2 separate regions of the Homo sapiens genome follow, and region 1 is linked to region 2. A link is a loop called in an ENCODE intact Hi-C map of the cell type or tissue named here. Cell type or tissue: Caco-2. All regions are shown on one strand. Links, peaks and the distances in the headings refer to the core of each region. The heading gives the core; the rest is flanking DNA.

Region 1 (15,914 bases), core at 1-8,000, 51 kb after region 2:
AGAAGGGAAGTAACTTGTCCAAAGTCACCCAGCAACTGACTGTAAAAGTGGAGGCTCCCTGACTTGTATTCTGCCTGCATATTCATGCATTCATTTGTTCATTCATTCATGGGTCATTGAATGCATAAAGACTGAGTTCAATAACAGTCATGGTCCCTGCCCAGAGTGAGCTGACATCGAAGTAAAGAAGTAATTCAGTATCAGAAGGGTGCAAAAATAAGATGCTGTGATATGGTATGAAGGTGATGGTGCTATTAGGTTGGTGCAAAAGTAATTGCCGTTTTTACCATTACTTTCAATGGCAAAAACCACAATTATTTTTGCACCAACCTAATATCTTTGGTCAGACTACTGAGGGAGGTAGTGATACTTGCGAAAAGACCTGGACAATGAAAAAGAGCTGGCCAGGGAAGAGCAGTCAGAGTGGAGGGCCATTAGTGGCTAAGGACACAAAAGTAGGAAAACAGAGTATCTGGGGAACCAATAAATAAAGAAGCCACTGAGAGTGAGGAGGAGAAGGAAACCATGTAAGATCTGAGACTTATGTAGAAATCAGATCATGCAAGGCCTTGAACTTGTGGTAAGGACTTTGGATTTTATTCTAAGACATATAATTTTTTGAATGTTTGCCTTGAGTGAGGTGCAGCAGAAAGCACAAAAGATAAAGCAGACAGACATGAAACCATCCCTCATGGGTGTTTGAGCTCAATGGGAAAGTGTTACAGACAGAATATTAGAGAAGACATTAGAGGTAACTGGATCGTGCTAATGATAGAATGAGAGCAAGGGTAGGAGACGGGGATGGATAAAGCATGGGGGAGTTAAGGACAAGGAGATTGTTCAAGTGTGGAAGGTGGGCGGTGGGGGACAATAGGCAGGAAAGATCGTGAAATACGAGTGAGGGAGAAATCTGATTCAGCATATATGTATTTGGCACTGAGCATCTCAAGGGTGTTAGGCCATGTGCTGAGGCTTTTGCATGTTTCTTCTTGCTTGATCCTCAGAAAAAATGCAACATGAAATATGGTATTTTAAAAATCCTCCTTTCATAGATGTAGAACCTAAGATCATGACAGTGGAGGGATTTTCCCAAAATCATTCAACGAGTATGAAGCAAACAAGGATCCCAACCCAAACCTTTTGGCTTTCATGATAGTACTTTCCACACTCTACCCCAGTGGTTGGATTTTGACTTGGCTTTGCCCTCAGTTTCCCTGTTTGGACTGGGGGGTTTTCTCTCTATGCCACTTCCAGTTCTAATATTCTGTGCTTCTCTTCAAGGTAAAATGAATAGGGGCAAATATTCTAGATTCTAGATGGAATATCCTAGATGTATTCCACAAAGTCACAGAGGATGGAAAGTAAATGTCCTAAACAGAGAACAGCAAGTAGCTGTGAGCAAGAAGAGAGGTGCTGCTTGGAAAAGGGGACGGTGGAAATGCTTACCACAGCATCAAGCACTTATGAATTTAAATTGAAAAGAGAAACAAAGACTTGTGGTAGCCATAAGTACAAAGAGTCAGAGAGAGATGGATCAATGAATACAAATTTATTCATTCTGTGGCTTAGGGCCTGTGAAAACAGGAATAAACAAGATTGACCTGGTCCCTGCCTTATGGGCCACAGAATTGGTGGGAGGATAGACCAAAAAAATAAAGGAGAGGGAGCGGGAGAGAGAAAGAGACAGAATAATTGAGCACTTAGCATATGTCAAGCACTGTGTGAGGTGTTTTCATGAGTTATTTCATGTATTCCTTATCACAACCTCAGGAGGTCTACACTTTTATTTTTCCCATTAAATGAATGAGTTCATTGAGACTCAGAGAAATTGTCACATGTTCAAGGTCACATCTCAAGTAGATGAGAGAGCTGGGGCATATACTTAAATCTTTCTGATGTTCCATTCTACATTTTAAATTATTGCAAACTTTCAGGATGGAGAGAGGTTGGGAGGGAGGGAAAGAGGTCAAAGAGGCAGAGAAAAAAGAAGAGGTAGACATTGAGAATGAGTCCACAAGTACATGAGAGAGAAGGATAGAAACAAAGATTCTCTCTGAGACTACGTGACCACTTGGAGACCCTGCCCAGGCAGGAGGCAAATGAGGTCATTAAATCCATCTGCGCAGATGGGAGGCTCTCTGGGGAAAGTTATATGCAAATGTCATGATGCAATGAGGTGAAATCTACTTGCGTTAGTTCAGGTGGGGACTCAAGCAGGAACTGCACTGTGCTCTTTGGAAAGATAGATTATCTCCTGGATGGGGAAGACACTCACTCTGTTGGGCTCTTCCTATCAGTTTGCAGAAAGGAAAGCTGGCCAAGGTCACAGAGCACATGAAGGAACGAACTGGCAACTGTATTGAACTCAGTTCTCTCACTTGTTCGTATGCTAAAATCTGCTTCCCAGGTCCTTCAAATTTGGTGCAAAACCACCATGCGATCTATTCCCTACTCAGGATTCCAAGCCTCCCAGAAGGTGGTCTAGCTTCCCTGAGACATGCTTTTTGTTTTCATCATTGCCTACTAAAGTCAAAGTGACCAGTATGTGCAGAGACTTATGTTTTCTCAAAAGACACTTCCACATCCTTTCTTTCACTTGATCACTTATACATCAGATATTCCATTACACAGTTCTATTAATCAACTTTGCTACAGTGCACGACAATTTTCCACCCATGATTTTACTCAGCTCCTATAGTTTAAAATACAAAGTGGGTCTTATTATATCAGCTCTACATAGGGACCTGAGGCTCTGAGATAAGTAAGTAGCTTGTTTTACTTTAAATACCAGACTTGACACTTATTATTACTTTTGGCAAATTCTTATTCCTTTCTGAGCTTCAGTTTCCCCATCAATAAAAGGGTGATTGTTGCAGCATCTGTCTTATAGAGTTGTCAAAAGTGTTTTCTTGTTTGGAAATCACTGAGTACATTGCCTTACCCCATAGCAAATGCCTGACCCATAGCAAGTGCCTCTGCAAATGAAAACTGCTGTGATTATGATCATGGTGTGCTCGATAAAAGTTATCACCAGGATAGCAAGAAGCAGAGCCATAACTTGAACTTGAACCTTCTGCTCCTCAAATCCAGTGATTGTATCCCTGCGCTGCACTGCCTTTCTGATCATTACTGCTTCAGACCAAATCACCTGATTCACTTCTTCTTTCTGCAGGTCACCCCATTCCCTATGTCCTGTGATCTACAAGGTGACTGTGCTTGTCGGGACCCCCAGGCCCAAGAACACAGCCGGAAAGACCTCCGGGGATACAGCCATGGCTAAGGAAGGACAAGAAGTTGTCAAAGAATTCCCAACGCCAGGACCCACATCCCTTTGGTATTGATTTCACAGTCAGCTGCTCAACGGAATGGCCTCTCCACACCAGGGATCCTTAGCACCCAACCGGTCTGCCTTTAATTTTACCCAGGAAGGACTCACATTGGGGCGAATGAACCAAGTTTCGCCATGCTGGATGATGAAATGGATTCCCATCCCAAAGTCTGAGATGGATTGCATATACAGTGTGCAGTCCCAGAGCCTCCTAAAATTCTAGCCATTTGTCACACAACCACAGCAAGAAACGTGTTCTATATCTAGAGTGTGCCCATCTGTGTTTAGTACACATGCATGCATACACACCCATACAAACATCTGTGTGAGGGCAGTTCTGGAGATGAGCAGAGAGAGACCGGAATAAACTCAATCTTTTCTTTCCCAAGCTCCTAGCCAACACTATCCTTGGGAGAAAGAAATTTGCAGAAACTGCTAAGACCAAGTGTGGAGATGTCAAGCTAGTTCACACTCTGAGGCTCAGAATATGTAGGACATGCACAATTGTGCAGTCCTTTGGGATTGGAAGTGAAACAGTCTGTGATCCCCTACCTTCTAGGGAACTAGGACCTAGGAAGAGGTAAAGATTATCAGGTATGCAAAGCGCCCCAATTCTTCTGCTGCCATGGGGGATTTTACCCCAACTCCAGGGTTCGAGGCCAATCTGAGAATGGCTTAGGATTGCAATGTCAAGGTATTATATCAGCCCCTTGCTTGAGGCTTGAGGTCATAATATCCCTCTAGGACTTACCTGTTCCCCCAGATCTTGCCTTGGGACCACATTTGCTGCTACTTTTCCTGCTGCTCTATCCTATACATTGAATAATCCAAGATGGTAGAACTAGGTTAGGAAAAATTCCACACAACCAAACAGTCTGCCTTAAAAGTGACCCACATTTTTCCATAGCTCCTCACTTTTTAGCCCTTCTGCAAGAGAAAAACCCTCATGGGTCCACATGGTGAGAAGTTAAGTTTCCTGTAAGTGGGCCTCTCACCCTGGAAAGGAGTTGAGGGACATCAGATGCTGGAACCCTCACTGAAAGTCCAGAATGTCTAAGCCAGTGTTAGATTTTGTAAACAAGTGGAACAGTGTTAAATTTCTATGATGTTGGAGCCATCCAGAGACTACTGGAATTGTCGAGACTTTTGGATTATTATCCTTATCCTTATCCTAATCTTCCTAGCCCTTCAGGCTAGAGTAGGCTTTGATCCTGAGAACCTTGCTGTTGCTCTGAGGAGATATAATTCTGGGAGAAAGAATCTTTTATAAGAACAGTACAGATTGTTCTCAAGAGGGCCATCAGAAGGAAGCCAAAGAGTTCACAGCCTCAGCACCAACAACTCAACATGGTCATCATGTTTTCTATATGGTTTTTCCAGCTAGCAGTACTCCCTTCCATACCTGTGACTGGGCAGTGCTTTTCTCTCTCCCATGTCTAGCCTCCAAAAGTTAAGTGAAAATTAGTCAACTGCACGTGGAAGCCCCCACCACTTTGGGGATCTCTTTATTTCTTTTCAGCCAGGGACCTGTCCACTCCCTTTGAATTAATATGGGAAGAAATTAATACAGGATGAACTGGAGAGAAGGGTTGAGTGTGGCATACTTTCTGAAACCTGGAGCTGGGAATTGCGGAGAAGGGAAGGTCTAGACTAGTTACATCACATAGGGATTACTGTAAATCAAGTCATCTCAAGTCTAGTGAAGACAGCCAACAGAAACAAAACCTAGCATAGGGATAGAAAATACCATGCACGTGTGCAGCCCCACCTAATTCCTGCATCCAAGGCAGGTGTTGTTAATCTATCATAGCACTTAAAAAAAAAAAAAAAAAGAGACCAAAAATAACTTTAGGAACCACCATATTATATCACTCCCAATAGCACTGACCTGGTGATCAAAAACACTTGAGAAGACATCTATTGGCCATCTCTGGCCAATTACACTAAGAAACATATCAAGGTGCTTTTGGCACAGGTGCCCACAAATACGGATGCAGTGCTGAGATAGTTTATGAGACTTGTACCATTTCACAAACTCTGAAATTGGGTTCCATATTGGCAAGGCTGCCACAGTTGTTAAGAATAATCCTCTATGTTTCTTCCTCACAAAACCATATCTCATTTATATCCAGACCATTACTTCACTATAATTACAAGGACAAATTATTAGCAAGAAATAAGAATAGTATTAGAAGAATTGATCCTATTTTGAACCCCTCTCCAGTATCTTCACACTCTTGTCAACTCTCCAGGCCTCTCTCTTGCCCTGAGTTATCAGCCTGTGTGGTGTTAACTACCTTAGAAGGTACAAGCTAAGAAATGTAACAGTATCAACCCTCCCAGTTGCTTAATTATACCCATAGGTAATACAAAAAGCTCTGAAGACCCAAAGATGACATTACTAATGATGTGATTTCAGGAGCCACAGAAGAACCTTACCAGCTTCCCTCAAATCAGTCCTTATCCTCTTTCTATCTTCACTCCCATCATCATCTATTTTCACACTATCCAGCTAAGCAAAGATTCCTGGAGGCTGACTTGTATCTTCAGACTCACAGAGTGAATTCAGCTCTTCTGAATCAAGACCCACCCAGTCTCTTTCATTCAGACCTGTTGCTAACAAATTTATATTTGCCAAGGATATTAGGCAAAAGAGGCTACTTGATTGGTGGCCAACCTCGTGCCCACATGGAAGGTATCTTTAATAGGGTCTTTTCAAACCTTAGTGGAGGAGGGTCAGCTCAATTTGGGCAATGCATTTGTTCCCAGTTTCATTTTCTTCCTGGGAATTAACTCGTCATTTCATTCCTTCAGTCATCTTCTGTGTAGGTGACCGGAGCACTGAGAGGCAGCTCTGATGCACTATTGTGTGTCAGCAGCTCAAAGGCCCTAAAACACTGAAGGTTCTGCATCTGAAGTATTAGATTGTTAGCAGCAAAATATGAAAGATGAGGTGGACAGTCCTCTAAGCCCTATTTAGGGAAGCTTTTCCAAGCCACAATCTTAACTACCTACCCAAAGGATTTGCATTACCCCCAGATTCTGTGCCAACAACCTTTTAAGGAAATACAGTCCTTGGGAAATGAGTTTTGATGGTGAATTGGGGTGTTAAGGAAGGGAAAGATTGTCATAGATGGTAGGGCTTTGAAAATGCAGGGTATCAGCTGCCACTCCTGGCTTCAACACATTGAGTCACTGCCTAGACGGTTCTCTTGGTCTTATTCCCATCCTGGCCAATGCTTAAATACTATTTGTTGAAAATAATTCTTTGAGACAGATTTCAGCTACCTCCCTTCCAGGTTCGATTTAACTTGGTTGTAATTGTCAATTTGTTGTTATAGGTCTTACCTGTGTGAAAGAAAGAAAAAGAAAGAAAGAAAGAAAGAGAAAGGAAATTATAAGGTCAAGTTAACAGTTTTGAGGTTTTGTGTTTTTTTCTGGAACTACTTCAAGTGAGAAAATAAAAAAAAATGGTGACAAAGCTGTACAGATAGAGATAATAGAAGACAAAGAGATTAAAAGGAAATAAAAATGCATGATTAAAAACTAAGAATAAAAAACCTATTTTTATGTTTCCTAAAGGAAATTGTTTATTCTACAGCCTCAGTAGGTAGACACAAACATAAAGATTTCCCTAGAAGACATAGAGTGGGATTTGATAACACTGTCTGTTATTTTCTGTACATTGTGGTAGGTCCAGGAAATATGACATTTTCCCCCTTGATGTGTTATTGTTGTTGTTGGGTGGGGTGGGCATTTTGTTTATTTGTTTGGTGGCAATCAGTGGTAGTAGGGAGTGGGAGGGCTTATATTGGTTTTTCCAGCTATTAAGGGGACATATTGTGTCGTTGTGCTTTTCACGTTATAAAATGTTTATATTTACCAGTACAGCACTGGGCTTTATAAAGACTGCACTCAGAACCACACTGCACAGTCCAGTTTTTTAAAAAGCTGCTACATGACAGACAGGTAATCCCACTGAGTGAGTTTTGAGAAACAAATCAAACGAAGTAAACAAGAAACATAAAAACCAAATAGCAAATGAATAAAAGCCTGTTCTTGTAACTTATTCAACTTTTGCCAAATTCCTACCAATCACTTGCTTTTTAAAAGAAATGTATAATAGCCAAAAGAGAAATTATGTCCCTGTTGTACAGAAGTTAGAATTTTTGACTCCAGGCAGCAGTTTGCTCAGTGATCTTGAACAAGTTATCCAATTGCCTCTACATTTGCATCAGTTTCTCTAGCTGCAAAATGGGGATAATACTATATACCTACCTCACAGTGGGAGGGCAGGAGATTTTGAGGCCCTGAGGTTTTAGGTGGGCTGTGAGGGCCAACGCTTGACACAAAGTCCATGGGTTATTATTCAAGAATGCACAGGCCCATCGGCCTTTTAGAAAGACAAGACAGGGAGTGCTTGTTTGATATTTCAAGGAATAAAGCCGGAGCTCCTGAATTGTAGTCCACCTTAAAAGAGAGACCTGTATTGGAGAATATTTTATTTTTTTGGCAAATTTGATCTTACCCTTTACCAGTTCTATAATTTGGTTAAAAGCTGATTATGTCCTACAATGTCAAAGTCAGCTAACTGTCGTCTACTTAAGACTTCTGGTCATTTCCAACTTATAGAGGAAGGGAGTCTCTAAAATCTCTTCTTCAGAAGGCACCTCACTTCTCAGACTTAAAATTCCACATCAAGTGTTCCATTAAAAGAAGATAAGGCATTCTGAGTGCAAACAAATGGGGGCTTCTTAAACTACACACCAGCAGTCAGTGAGGAAAACTTTGAACAATTATTGAGTTGCTTTCTTGGGTCTCTATAATCAATAACCTGTCTGCAGATATCTATCTATATAAAGATATTATATATAAATATAAATTTACATATATATGCACATGTATATATAGTTGTACATATATGTGTGTATATATATACTTAAATGTAATATTTACAAAATAAAACTGTGATCTCGTCTAGAGAAAATGTATTCATATTACAAACTGCTCTTCCATATTTATGTACCATATTATACCTTTTTATTATTGTTATAATTATTATGGGTATTTCTAATTAATATGATGTTGAAACCTGTTTGGCACCTTCTGGAAGCTACCAAAAAAATGACACTCCATTGAAGTGCTTAAAAGCTGTTCTCATAAGAATTCTTCTGGCCTATTGTAAAAAAGAAAAAAAAAAAGAAAAAGAAGAAAGACACAAAGAAAATAATCTAAACACCAAAAACTAAACACAATTCCAATCCTTTTTCTGTACCTCACGCGCATAAATTTGCTGCTCCTATTTTTTTTTCTGTTTATGTGTTTTTATGGATCTAAGTTAAATCTTTTGGCAATATATAAAAATGTAAATAGTAAACTTTATTTATTAAGAATGTCATCTTTTTTAATTTATATTTACACAATTGTTCATCTAATTTATTTTTTCTATACAGTTTTAAATACTCAGACATATTTTGCTGTTCATGATATTTTTATCCTGTTCTCATGGATTTGTTTTCCCATACTGTTTTCTCTGATCTCAATTACAGGTTGGATCTCACAAATAATAATGTCAGAGACAGAAATATTTTGCCACTGTTGATTACTATACTTTAAAGTTCTATATTATGAAAATATATAATAGCTTGTACGCTTCAGTGTGTTGTTGTGTGGTTTTTGTGTGTTGCGGAATGATAAAGGGCTGTCATATATACACGCTAACATGGAGAGAGCCCTGGGGCCTGGAATTAGACAATCAATGATAGAACAAGATTTTATCCAATATATATCGATTCCTCTACAAAATTAATTCCTGAAAGTATCTAATTTTGCATATGCAAAAACTGAAAAACTTTCTTACATGTTATAAGAAAGTTCTGGGGAGCTAAAGCATATGTCACTCTTGGTTATATATTGCCTTTTGCACACAGCCTTTAATAATATACTTCCAGATGTAAACACTGGTATGGTCCAAAGACACAAACCAGTGCAGTGGTTCCCAAGTGCTAAGCTGTGGATCAGAGCTAGTTCATAACTAAGTTTTCATTTGTCTAAGGCAAAATGTGGGGTCAATTGTTCATTCTTGTGGAGTTCTATCTTTTAAGATGAACTCTTTCTTACTCTTCCGGTATTAAAATGTCATATTTTATATACATATATACACACAATATATGCATATGCAGGCTCATATATACATATATATATATATATATGTATCTCCACACACACACACACACACACACACACACATATATATAATTTTACATATGTGAAAATGAGCCTGCAGCTGGAACTGAAATGTTGCTGCTTTCAATCTGTCTAGTGTATCTCACTGTTCATCTTATCACTAGGTAGTAGCTATGAGATTTTTAGAAAATTATTTAATGGCTTTAAGATTTAGTTTTCCCATATGTGATATGGAAATAATAAAAGTATTTCATAAGGTTTTTGCTAGAATTAAATGAGATAAATATGCAAAGTGTTTAGAACAGTGCTGAACATATTATATTATCTCATTATGAGTAGTATGAGACCAGAATTACTTATGACAAGTAATAATACACTAATTTTTCTGATATCTACTTATTTTATAAGATAATAGAAACAAAATGCATGAATCATTCAAGAGCTTGCACAGGCATTTTATGTAGTAAATTTATTAGCACTGTCCACTGAGCTGCTAGCTGGCAGTACCACCATAAGGCAGGTCAAAATATGTGTTTATCTGCTGATAACTACATTTTGAATTTTTCACAAAAAGGCTGTGTGGGAACATCAATGTGAATTATGTGTAAGGGCAGGGATAGGGAAGTCAAGAACTACTCATAGTGGGGTGGCTTTTTTTTGGACTCTAAAAATATAACTCATGGAGAAACATTAGGGAGACTACTAAAAAAGAAAAAAAAAGTCATTGCTAAATTCTTCCAGATAACTGGTTATTTTCAAAGTAAAATAATTGACAAAAGAAAAATATTTTACACAGTTCTATTCAATGTGAAGATTGAAACAACATTTAGACAATAGGCTCCTGAAAAGAGGCAAATATTTCTCAAACAGAAAGATTAAAAGATGAGAGTTTTAATGTGGCTTTTTATATTCCTTGGTTTCGTCTGAAGAGACAAAAAGTCATGGGGCAAAGAGCTTCCTACTTCAAGATGAAAGATCTTTATCCCAGTATCTTCTTCCATCTTTCTCCAGCCCTAAACACACACACACATGGACACACACGCACGCACATACACGTACACAGACACACACACAGAGTAATGGAGAGCTCACTGGACTTTATTAATCTGTCAAATGGGAAATTATTTCTTTCTCACTTCAAAGTAGGCAGAAATATTCAGTATTTTGATTCATTTATATTTATAATGCAAGTTTTGGAGTTTGTCTATCCAAAAAAAAATAATGTTTCAGTTTAAAAAATTTGGAGGGGGCACTCTATTATGCTGCACTGGCATTAGTAAATCTATTCAGTTCTTAACCTTTAACACCAGAAATAAAAAGTTTGGACAAAAGCACAGACTCTCTAACCTTCAATCCATAAGAACCCTTGCTTCTTTGAGTAAATGCTTTAAATTCTAAAGGAATGATGTTTAAGGTGAGAAACAGCGGTGCTGTACAGAAGCATGAGTTAGCAATGGGGGAAACCAAGTTCAAGTACTGTCCACCCTGTGACTTGGGCAAGGCACTGACCTTTTCAGAGACAGAAGGAATTGGCAATGAGAAAAAGCAGGTGGTGTGTTTAAGCAAATGGAACCAGCAGGTGCGTCCTTCTAAGTAAGAAAAAGTGTGACACTTTCAAAGAACTGAAAAAAAAGCCAATGCGTTTAGACAGTAGAAAGGGTATCAGTGGCCCAACCAGAGGATGGAGAAGTCACTAAGAGCCATACAAAGGATTTGGGGCTCTATCTTAACAGCAATGCAGAGCTGCTGAACAATATTTAGAGATTTACATGGTCAGATTTGTGGTTGAGAAAGGTCCCTCGGGTGGCAGTGTGAAGGAGTTGACTGATTAATTTTAGATGTGTTTTTTTTCCTTCTTTTAATTAATAGACTGGGTATTTAATTAAAAACCTATTTCTTAAATAAGTTTTTAGTTCATAGAAAAATTGAGCAGGGAGTAAAATTCACATTAGATTTCAGTTTTAAACAATAAAATATTGGAACAGGAAAATCTAGCTATTTTCTAGGACCAGCTATCAGGAAAATATAGAAACCTAAGACCATGTGATCAGGTTTGTAGGCTTGCGAATTCAAACAATGTCCTTGATGACCCCTCAGTGATGTTGTCATAAGGTCTCAAAATGAGATAGGAAGGCTTTGGGAAAGGGGTCAGAATGGAATTAGGTGAGATCTGGGATCATAGCCTCTTACATGCTGTGTTACCATGCAGTGCTGGTAATGTTCTGTTTCTTGATTTGGGTGCTGTTTACACAATTCTGTTCAGCTTATGAAAATTCATCAAGCACTTAAAAGTTCACATGCTTTTCTGTATGTATATTATATCTCGATATGAAGAAGTTTTAAGAGAGTCATCCGCAAAATTTCTCCGTAGAAAGAAGACATTTTTTCAGAGCAATTGGGGGAAGGAGAATAAGACACCATTTAAGTTCAGCCACAAAAGTTGCCCCCCTATAACACCTTTTGTACTATAAAACTGGTATACAGGGGAAATGTCAAAGGGGAAATGTTAGCAAAGATTCCTTAAAATACAACAGTTTTATAATACAAAAGGTAGAGCAGGGAAGCAATGTGTGTTGGCATTGTGGAAGTATGAGTAGGTAGGAGTCCTAGTTTCCAGTTCTGCTATTCTGCTTTATAGCCCTGTGATCATTGACAAGTCACTTAACCTTTAAGCCTCATGACTCCTCATTTGAGCAATAGGGATAATGATTACCAAGATGAAGATGAGATGAGCTGTCTGAGCCTGCTGCTAACTGAACACCATGACGGAACACTAAGAGATGCTATGGAGAAGCCAGTGAAGAAGCAGCCAAAACAATGGAATTTATCCCCTGAGGAACCCCATCCTACCCCAAACAGAGCTAGACTAGTTTTTAATTTGCTTTACCCAAAGATATTCCATGTACTGACAATGAACCCCTGCCACCATATATCTTTTTTTTTTTTTTTTTTTTGAGACGGAGACTCGCTCTGTTGCCCAGACTGTGCCGTGGCACAATCTTGGCTCACTACAACCTCTGCCTCCCAGGTTCAAGCAATTATCCTGCCTCAGCCTCCTGAGTAGCTGGGATTACAGGTACCTCCCACCATGGCTGGCTAATTTTTGTATTTTTAATAGAGACAAGGTTTTGCCATGTTGGCCAGGCTGGTCTCAAACTCCTGACCTTCAGCAGTTCACTTGCCTCGGCCCCTCAAAGTGCTGGGATTACAGGCGTGAGCCACCGTGCCCAGCCCCTATATCCAATTTTGATATCTACTTTCTCCTACGCTGGGTTTTATATCCTTGAGGGGCTGCCTCAGATGTAATTGAATCAGTCAAACATTCTCAGAAATTTGGGCCACAGAATCCATTCTTCAAGTGCAAAATTTATTTGAAATGCCAAGTCAAAAGAGCTTCTCTAATCAAAGGGGATGGGGTAGCCCAATTCCTATAGCTCCATTCTATTTTCTTCAGAGCTTTGGGGTTCCAAAGAGCATGATGTAAAAGCAATTGGTCTAATCTACTCTGTTTTACAGACGGGGAAATTAACAGAGGTTTCATTCAGAATTTGAACTTGCCACTTGCCCAGAGCCCCTGAGTAGAAAACACAGTGACATCACTAACTAACTTGCCCCTGCTGCTACCTGGTACCTGGGCTCTCCCCACAGGGGTCTTGATGAAATGCAGAGATCTGTGGAGTCTTAGAAATCTGGGCTTCATGCCTAGGGACAAAATGAGGGGGATTTGAAGGCAGTGAAGGACCACAGTTTTTGAGATGCTCTGTTTTCTTTCTGCTTGACATGTAGCCCAGCCACAGACTACCCTGGGAGTGGGAAGTTTGTTATCTCCATATTTTTCTGAGGCTGGAACATGTATATTCCAGCCTGGACTACATGCTTAGCTGAATGTTTTTATTTCCCTCTTTAATCTTTGGCACTCCAAACAGAATTTTTCCCAGAGGCTGCGGAGATGGTGACCAAGTTTCTTAGACAACGTCTGGGTGTCAGCTTGTTAAAATCATATTAGAAATAGTTCTTTCCATATGTATACCACTTTATACCACAGAAAAACACATTTGTTAACTTATGAAAGTATTCATTTACTCAAATATTTTTGAACAATTGTTTATTGAGCATTATTATGCACAATTCATTGGACTAAACACTGATAAGAGTGGTGGCCAAGATAGACATCCACAGCCATTTTCCTTACAGAGTATCCAAATATTCCAAATACAAAGACAAGCAACTAGCTCATTGGAGTGCAATGTGTGAGGTGTTGCAAATGGGGAAACCCATTGCAGAATAAAATGGCCAATATTGCACGCAGAGAAAACAGCATGTGCAAAGACCAAACGGGTGAATTAGGGCATGGCTTGTTTGGGGAATAGTAAGTGTTCAGGCCACCAGGATCTCAATTTGGAAGAAGGGGAACAAGAAACCACACTGGGGAAGAAAGATGCCAGGTGATGTCAGAGAGTTAGAAAGAGACCAGCTGCCAAGAGCTTTGTAAATGCATGTCTTGGTTTGGGTTCCTTTGGAAGCCAACAGTATTAGTTCATTTTCATGCTACTAATAAAGGCATACCCAAGACTGAGTAATTTATAAAGGAAAGAGGTTTAATGGACTCACAGGTCCTCATGGCTGGGGAGGTCTCACAATCATGGTGGAAAGTGAAGGAAGAGCAACGGCATATCTTAGATGGTGGCAGGCATGAGAGCTTGTGCAGGGGAATTCCCATTTATAAAACCATCAGATCTCATGAGACTTATTCACTACCACAAGAACAGTATGGGGGAAACTGCCCCCATGATTCGGTTACCTCCACCTGGCCCAGCCCTTGAAACATGGGGATTATTACAATTCAAGGTGAGATTTAAACCCTATCACCAACTCTGAGGCAAAGGTTCAAGTACAGGTAGATTATCTGGATGATGATTCCAATGAGTACCAGAAGAGAAGAGGGCAAAGATGGTAAGGTCATGAAAAGAGGTAGTATTATCAAACACATTACTACTGTGATCAGCTGCAGCTTAATCACCCTGGGGACGAATTCTGTGAGCCAGGAGAAGACACACTCCTCAGAATTATCCCACCTGAGATGTTAGGAAGCTGGGGTATTTAATCCAATCATGCCCATCAGTGGTTGAGGGATTTCCCTGGGGCATTAATCCTCCAGCACATCTGTCTTACCTGCTGGTGGGCAGAGTGGGCTCAGGCCACCAGAGAAAGCTCTCAGGCAAAGAAAAATGAACAGTGACTATGGAAAGTCATACCAGAAGATATTACAGTGGCAACAAATATGGGCAGAGCTTCAGTGGGATCTGTTGCAGCACTAAAGTGGTTGGACACTATTGCAAGGGAGATTAGCAAACAGGGAAGAGTCTAAGAAAAGAGTTTTAGGAATAATTTTCAATTTTGAGGTAGATCCCTTCATGTGAAATAAAGATTGCAAGGGAGAGCCAGGATTCACTAGGACCAAATGGGAAGCAGGAGTAGTGGTGGAGGTGAGAAATGATCTGGTAGTGCTGAGGCAATGAGAAAAGGAAGTTGGGATCAATAGAGTTATACGAAGTAGTAGGATAGCATAAGTATACGGTTTATATAAAGGACTGAGAAAAAAAAAGAGACGATATGATTTAGGTAAAATGCACATACATCCCTGGGTGCTTAGGGGCCAAAAAAGTAGCCATAAAATATATAAAGGCCATGAGGAGTCATATCGATACCAATTCATTTTTCACAGAATAGGAGAATTGAGTGCAGGAGATATAGGCCATGACAGACCTGGGTGGTTGGATGAGTCCTTCTCACAGTTTAAATCCACAGAAGACTGTCCAGAGAGTTCCCTGGATTAACCTCCAAATAAAGTTAAGAACTGTTTGTCCATAGCTCATGACACCTTTGAGTTCTGTTGAAGCTGAAGTCAACAGAACCTCTCAGAGCTATGGACTTCTCATCACAGTGGTCAACCCTTCTTCTAGACCAGCAGTTCTCAAATGTTAGCATGCATCAAAGTCCTCTAGAAGGCTTGTTAAAACACAGATTTCTGGGTCCCACTCCAGAGTTTCTGATTTAATAGTTCTGGTGTAGGGCCCAATAATTTGCTTTTCTAAAAACTTTCCATATGATGTGATTGCCGCTGATCAAGAGGGCCATGCTTTGAGAACCACAGATGCCAGTCCCTTCAACAATCCACATACTCACATACCTACTATCCTAGGCGATAGGGATTCCCAAATGAATAATAATAATAAAAAAATTCGCATGGCTCCTTCCCTCAGAGAATTCTCTGTCTGTTGGTGCAGATATGAGTAAATACATCTTTAAATTCCAATGTCAAAGACCCTCAGGCTTGAGGGTAAGAATGTGTTGCTGATGTGGAGTTTTGAACATGAGTAGGAGCCACTCAGATCAAGAA
Region 2 (8,000 bases), core at 1-8,000:
AAGCCTTGAGGTTCTAGATGTAAATCATCGGTGCATACGATAGGCCAGGTGTTGGGGGTAGACACAGTCAGAGAGGCAAAAGTCAGAGAAAACTGCCCCCTAGAAGCTTTTACTGTTAGGCAGAATCAACCTCTTTAAAGTGTTTAAGAGCTATTGCAAGGCATCATCACCATTGGTTTCCTGCCATTTAGGAAACATCTGCAAGGAATTTTTATTGGCACTGCAAAGTACACCAAGATGAAATAGGCATTTTCTCTGCCCTCAAGGACGTTCTAGTCCAGAAACATGGGACAAGGTTAACAACAAGGCCTTTGGAGTCACCCCTCTGGATGGGCACTTAAACAAGTAACCTAATCTTGCCAGTCCCCAATTTACCCAACTGTAAAATGAGTAACGCTTAGCTCATAGGGTTGTTGTAAGGATGGAGTGAGCTCATGTATATAAGCAATCAGCAAATAGTAACTAATGTTATTGAGTGCTTGCCTAACTATAATACAAGGGGAATGATCATCCAAGAATGAGGATTTCATGCTGTTTCTGTTTGCATCCTTAAAGATTAGCCTGCAATCTGTTATGTTCCACTGGCACTGAGGAACTGAGTTTTTAATACATCAAACATGAGGCAACAGCATTATAGAAAGAAGGGTAGAATACCCATGAGGGTGCTTGCCGAGGGACACAAGAGAAAGCTTCCTATGGAAATTTGCATGATGCTTAGACCTAAAGAACGGGTGGAATTCAGACTGGCAGAAAGGTAGAATTCAGAGTTGCAGCAAGATGCAAGACATAGTCTCTGTACAACTCCACTAATGATGTGTAAGTTATCTTACAGTTTATAAAAGACTTCTACCTCCATCACCTCAGTTGAGTCTCGTGGCTATATGAGGTTGGCCAAATTTAAGAGTATACCGAAGCTCAGAGATGTGATGTACTTTGCCAACTAGGTAATAGAGCATAGGTATATTTACAACATCAGCTACCACTTATTTTTATTTATTTATTTATTTATTTATTTATTTATTTAGAGATGGAGTTTCACTCTTGTTGCCCAGGCTGGAGTGCAATGGCGCAATCTCAGCTCACTGCAACCTCCACCTCCCAGGTTCAAGCTATTCTCCTGCCTCAACCTCCTGAGTAGCTGGGATTACAGGCGCCTGCCACCACGCCCAGCTAATTTTTTGTATTTTCTTTTTTAGCAGAGGTGGGGTTTTACCATGTTGGTCAGCCTGGTCTCAAACTCCTGACCTCGTGATCTGCCCATCTCAGGCTCCGAAAGTGCTGGGATTACAGGCATGAGCCACCGCGCCCAGCCCAGCTACCATTTACTGAGTGCTTAGTATATGCCAGGAGTTCTGCTATGCGTTTTTTTCTAAACTGATTTAATTCTCAAAATGATCCTTGTAAGTGGGTACTCACAAAATAGAAAAAGGCTTTTGCTCAACCTGGTGCCTGGTAGAAAAATGCAATAAATATTCACTGTAATCATGATGATCCCTTTCTCACAAATGGAAAAACTGAGGCTATTCAAGGTTTAAATCTTGATAACATACAAAGCTTTCAAGTGGCAAGATTTGAACTCTGGTTTGTCTGTTGCCATAACTTGTGCTCTTAATGAGAAACTTTAATCGCTGCCTCTAGAGTCATCTTCACCCTAGCCAGCACCCCTTTCTGTCCTCAGTCTCAAGCCCCCTGAAATCTTGGAGAAAGAGGCTCTTAGCCTTTATCTTCCAACTGAGCATAGCTGTCCTGTGAGGAGACTCCTTCTTCCCCTCGTTTCTTTCCTCCCCAGCTGCGTGCACTTCGCATGTGAGAAAACTGACTGTCCAGAGCTGGCTGTGGAGAATGCTTCTCTCAATTGCTCCAGCAGCGACCGCTACCACGGTGCCCAGTGTACTGTGAGCTGCCGGACAGGCTACGTGCTCCAGATACGGCGGGATGATGAGCTGATCAAGAGCCAGGTATGTGCAGGTGCTGAGCTCAGAGCCTCTCTGCAGCCCAGGGAAGGCTTACTGGGTGTTAACCATGTTCTCTGCTAAATACCCAGCAGCACTTAAAATAGTGCTGCCACATAGTAGGTGCTCAATAAATATTTATTGATTAAATGAATGCATGAATGAATCAATTAACCAAGCAAGCAGTCTGGAATCTCTAAGAAAAAGGGTTCCTGTGCAGAGTAGTGTTCCACACAATACTTACCAATGTTTTTGTGTAGGTTGCAAATCTCCAAGACCATGGGGCTGAGTATTTTGGAATGAATATCTTACAGTGAGAACATAATTGAATGGGCTGCTTTATGACAAGGTGAGCCCTCTGTCAATGAGATGCTCATTCATTCACTAATTCATTGCAAAGCATCTGTTCACTGGAAATTGGATGCTATAGTAAGTACTAAAGAAAAAGAAGCCATTAAGACAAATCGAGTCCTTCTTCTGAAGGAGCTTAGTGCCTAGTGGTGGAGGAAGAGTCAGACAACTCATTAATGATGACCCCACTGTGTGATAAATGCTGTCAAGGGAATTGTAGGGTGTTGTGGAGGCACAGAGAGATTCAAGGGAGGTGCCTTGGAAAAGTGACATGGAAACAGCTAACTAGACAGATCAGCAAAGGGGTGTGTGTTGGGGAGAAGGAAGAAATATATGTAGTAGGCACAGGCATGGATAGTATGTGGAAGCACATTGATGAGAAAAAAAAAAAAAAAAACATGCCACAGATTTTTTTGTTTGTTTGTTTTCTTTTTCTGTACTCACCCAAGCAATGAGGCTGGAAGGGCCAGCTGAATCCACTGGTGCAGGGCCTGTTGATTTAGTCAGGAAGTGTGGGGTTGATCTTCAGGACAACAGGGAGCTGTTGCAGGAAATGACATGGTCAGATCCTGGTTGACAAAGTCTCTTCTAGATACTCCATGTGGGTGTAGCTTGGAGTCTAGCAGTAAGACTGGTAGCAGGGAGACCCCCTCCCTCAGACAGTCATCAAAGGAGTCATGGAAGATAGGACGTGTCCTGCGTGAGATTGGTGGTAGTGAATGATTTGGAGTGATGTGACAGAATGTTGCTTCAGCAAGATGGTGCTGTAATGTCCCAGGTGGGGCTTGGGGGAGTGGGACAGGTTGTCCTGGGATTTGAGGATTTCTGTCACTAAATGTAGCATTTTCCAGGGCTGGTCAGTGGACTTTGCCTTCAAACTGCAAGCACACAGGGCACATTCCTTACTGCTGGGAATGCCTATTTGTACAGAACTTCTGGACTTGCTCTTCTTAGACACCTACTTCCGTGTGTCAGACTTGGCAGGCCTGAACTCCTGTAGAAACAATTAGACTGTTTTGGCAGTGAGGGACCTCACTCAAGCACACATCCCTTTGATGTGTGCTTAAGAGGGAAAATGTCCTTTGCTTTTAAAATCCCAGATCAACGTTTGGCATCTCCAGTCCCTAGGATTTAGCGGCTTCCTCCTTGAATGAAAGCCTCCAGGCTGCAATGATTGTCCATCCCTTGACTCCGTAGCATGGTCTTGCCCTCCACCCAGCTCCACCATCGTGTAGTTTGGTTCAAATCTCCATTTACTCTTTCATTTTTCCTAGGCTTTTTTTTGTCTTTGTACCCTTCTCTCTTGACTATTGAGCCGCCAAATCTGAGAGTAGGGAGTGGATCTTTGAGCAGTTCATGAGTTCAATCCATCCATTTTGCCAAAGGGAGAACTCAAGTAAGGAAAAGGGACTTGCCTGTGGTCTCATAACATGGAGGAAAAACATGGAGGTCTCCTATAGCCATGGAGAGTGCCTACTGTGTGCCAAACACTACAACAAGTTCCTAGTAACTCCTCTAGAGCTAATAAAAGACATACAAATCAACACTTGATGTCCTACCATTGAACTGTATTTCACAGTCTGTTTTGTGAAAGAAGTCATCATGCCCTGTGAGGTCTCAAAACCTCAAGATTCTCATCAATAAAATGGAAATCGTGATCTGGGAGGCACTATAGACAGCAGTTAAGAGCATAGCCTTTGGACTCAAGTCCAACTTATCCTTTTCCCAGCTGGTTAACTTAAGGCTGATCATGTAATGTCTCTGAGTCTCAGTCTCTGTGTCTTTGAGATCTGAAATATGTAATTCATGGAGTTATTGGGATCATTAAAAGTGAGCTAACGTTAAACACTAAGCATTGGTCTCCTAGTGCCTGGGCGAGACTCTGAGCCGTCACCTTGGGAAGAAGGGTATTTCTCCACATCTAGAGCTCAGTCTGCCACTCCTCACTATGCACGACTCTGCCTTTCAGACGGGACCCAGCGTCACAGTGACCTGTACAGAGGGCAAGTGGAATAAGCAGGTGGCCTGTGAGCCAGTCGACTGCAGCATCCCAGATCACCATCAAGTCTATGCTGCCTCCTTCTCCTGCCCTGAGGGCACCACCTTTGGCAGTCAATGTTCCTTCCAGTGCCGTCACCCTGCACAATTGAAAGGTATCAAGAACGCCTTCCCCAGCTCAGCCTTCCTTTGTCTATGGGAAACCTAGAAGCTGCATCCAGGCCCTCTTTCTGGGTCTCAAACACCAAGGGTGGGATGGGTTTTATCTATGCTCCTGACTTCTTCCTACTAATTGTATTTATGTAAACTGCCCTGCTATGCAGATAAGAAAGAAAAAAGAGTGTATGGATAATTATGACAGTGAAGCCCTTTCCAAGACCTTGGAAATCTTGCAAAAAAGAAAAGAAAGAGAGGATAAAAGTGAAGAAGGGAGGGAAGAAGGAAGAGAGAAAAAGAAAAAAAAGTTACATTTGGGACTGATGAAACTAATTCACTCTGTATGATTAGGGCCAGTAAGCCTTATGAGGTAAGCGTTACTATTATTCCCATTTCACAGATGAGGAAACCAAGCCTCAGAGGGTTTAAAGAACTTGCCCAAGGCTGCACCATCAGTGGTGGGGACCATATTGAAACCCAGGTCTGTTGTTCTCCAATGCTGGCTGCCACTCATTAAGAGGGGCCAGCTGGGCAGAGAAGAGCAGATATGGACAGGAAGCATCTGGCATCCTCCTGAGCTAGGCACCAGGGCTATTGAGGGGAAAAAGACACTGGCATACCAGAGAAGAGGTCACATTTTAGAAAAAAGTGAGTAGCTGGCCTGGGTGTCCTAGAATGCTGGGACTAGATGTGGAATGTGTTAATAACTCCAGACTAGGAAATCATACTTCTCTCAATCAATCAGAGGCTTTTGGGAAAGGGAGGTGTATAAATTAACATTGATTATTACAGACCTCATTGTGGCTAATAATAATACTTAATCAAAATGATGCAGATCCTTCCACTGCCAACTGTTGTTGGGGAAGTGTGACCTGGCTGGGGAGACAAGGCCTTAGGAGGACCATCATTTTGACAGTTGGTGATCCCAACTTTGCTTTTCCTTTGACCATACAGGGAAATATCTCTCTATTTCCATATTGATCAACTAGGACCAATTGCCACTTCATGCAACTTGGTTGTCAGCATCATCTAGTGTTCAGAGTACTGTGCTGAGGCTTCTGCTTGGATCTACTGGCAGCAAGGACTGGGCAAAGGTCCTGCTGCCTTTCTCTTGAACTTGATATTGCCACCTAATTTGCCCTCCCACCCTCATCTCAAGCCAGGGGGTAAAGAGGTGATCAATTTCAACTTTCCTTCTTTTACTTGCTTCCCTTTTCTCCTTTCTACCTTTTGTTTTTCCTTTGATCATAACATAGTTTAAGCAAAAAGGACAACAGTTTTTTTAAAAAAAACTTTTATTTTAAGCTCAGGAGGACATGTGCAGGTTTGTTATATAGGTAAATTTGTGTCATGGAGGTTCATTGTACAGATTATTTTATCACCCAGTTATGAAGCCTGCCTTAATACCCTTTAGCCATTTTTCCTGATCTCCTACCTCCTCCCATCCTCTTCCCTGTGATAGGCCCCAGTGTTAGTTGTTCTCCTCTATGTGTCCATGTGTTCTCATTATTTAGCTCTCATTTATAAGTGAGAAGATGCAGTATTTGTTTTTTTGTTCCTGCATTAGTTTGCTAAGGATGATGGCCTCCAGTTCCATCCATGTTCCTGCAAAGGATATGATCTCATTCTTTTTTATGGCCACATAGTATTTCATGGTGTATATGTACCACATTTTCTTTATTCAGTCTATCATTGATAGGCATTTAGGTTGATTCCATGTCTTTACTATTGGAAATAGTAAAAGCACTAATTTTAAACAGGCAATAAATAATAATGATAATAATGACCAGCTTGAAATCCTTTCTGCCCTCAGTTTTTGCCCCACCTGGCCCTCTCCTCTATTTGTACCTCTTGTCCTTCTTAATCTGTCTTCTTCCTCTGTACTTCCGTTAAAGTCTACCCCTTACCAAGTCTACCCCCCTGCTCCTTGCAATCCCCCCGTACCAGCCCTTGGCTAATGCAGCCAGTTGATTGAGTGATTGTCCTTATTCCAGTCCAGCTAGTGCATTTTTGTTTCCTCCAAACAATATAGTGGCCAATATTCTTTCACATTCTAACATGCTAGAGATGGACAAGAACTCAGAGACAGCTTTGGTTTAGGGACAAACAAGTTAGGTGATTTGTTCAAGGTCACAGATAAATTCATACTTTATGCATTCAACAAATGGATACCGAGGACCTACTATTCGCTCAGCAGTAGGCTAGGCTCTGGGAGTAACGAATATACAAGATACAGCCCTTGCCTTAGGATCTAGAAAGTGCCAACACCATGAGGCAAGTGCTTAGAATACCAGATTGAAGGTCTAGTATTTCTCTCCTTGAGTTCTGTTCTATGTTAATTTTAATCTTTACAGCACTCCCAAAGAGACTTGATCTCCTGGGTAATCTTTTAAATGAAGTAATAAAAATAAGTACCTCTCCTTTGACACTGCTACAAGTTGACAATTGTTTTAATGCTCATTAGAGATTGGAATTTCCTTACCCACATTTGTAGACAGGCTGGGCAGGATGTATTTTTCTGCATTAAAAGATGAACAAGTGAACTTACAGGGTCCCAAAACTTGACGGACCCAAAACTTGATGGAATCTAATCTCTAATATCAACACCTCTATGAAGAGACGTTACCCTCTACCAGGAACTTCAGGCTCAGACATGCCTTCACTTCGTGTCTTGAGTCATGTTCCCCCAGGAAATACGGTGGGGGAATGAGGACAGGAGACATGGAACTGACAAAAGTCAACAGGCTCTCTTCTAAAGCAAGTTGCCACTGTGGGCAACTAGAGCTCAGTCCCTCTGGGAAACTCTGGGAGACGGTGGAGAACATGCCTCCGAGTTATTGCAACTCTGGAAACTGGCACATGAATCCAACAACTCCACCATTAGTTTAGTGGTGCTTCCAGGGGCATTAACTCCTTGGTACTTTAAACTCACCCTGCATATGGACAGAGTAAGCATCAATGACCAGTATAATAAGCATCCATGAGCAGTATAATAGCCCTCAGGCAGAGAGTTGGCAGTGCAGTAAGCATCTTTCACAGTATACAGGCCAGTGCCAAGAAGACAAACGAAGGGCACATCATGTATCATACCCTACTTTCTTCAAAGCCACATTGTAGATGCAGGGTAGTGGCTACAGCTGGTGCACAGAAATACTGCCCAGTTGAAAACTCTCTTGGAGTTTGTTGCAGGGGTGGGGGGACATATCCATGGTCCTGAATCACCAGTGCCTGCTTTAGCTGTGGTGCACTGCTAACTTCTATTCACCCTCTTCCAGAAAGCACATTTCTGGTTTGCATTTTCTCTCTTGATTAACATTTTGGAAACTTTATGTTCTCTTGTCACAGAAAACCACGACTTTCACTTCATAATTTACCATATACATAGCTAATACAATGTACTTTTTAAGAGTCCCAACACCTTTTCCACAGATATGTTATCTCTCTTAGGCAATTTGGAGAGGGTGTGCTTCCTGTACTTTATATACAGCTCCCCTTCCCACTAACCTTGTGCATTAGCTGGGCACCCCAAAGCAATGACTGCCC

The links. Hi-C counts contacts between places; a loop is a spot of excess contacts. Peaks named below come from ENCODE experiments on the same cell type or tissue, not always from the same donor. Only the 100,000 strongest peaks of a DNase experiment are listed, where the experiment ranks them.
Region 1: a loop joins it to region 2, with 7 times the contacts of the local background. A loop is called at or near these places in 3 of 110 quality-filtered maps.

The regions. Positions count from the first base shown.
Region 1 is chr9:116,393,337-116,409,250 of GRCh38, forward strand. PAPPA (pappalysin 1) reads left to right here. Exons shown (of 22, transcript NM_002581.5): 22 at 3,173-8,985. The coding sequence ends at 3,280. PAPPA-AS1 (PAPPA antisense RNA 1) reads right to left here and starts at 7,270. Exons shown (of 1, transcript NR_103711.1): 1 at 4,821-7,270. RefSeq lists an enhancer at 2,100-2,599. In Caco-2, for the core only: no CTCF peak of the experiment used is centred there; no DNase peak of the experiment used is centred there.
Region 2 is chr9:116,342,754-116,350,753 of GRCh38, forward strand. PAPPA (pappalysin 1) reads left to right here. Exons shown (of 22, transcript NM_002581.5): 14 at 1,790-1,958; 15 at 4,273-4,456. All of the region lies in intron 1 of PAPPA-AS2 (PAPPA antisense RNA 2), which reads right to left. Among named protein-coding and RNA genes, the nearest start is that of PAPPA-AS2, 17 kb to the right of the region's middle. In Caco-2, for the core only: no CTCF peak of the experiment used is centred there; a DNase peak (open chromatin) is centred at 3,228.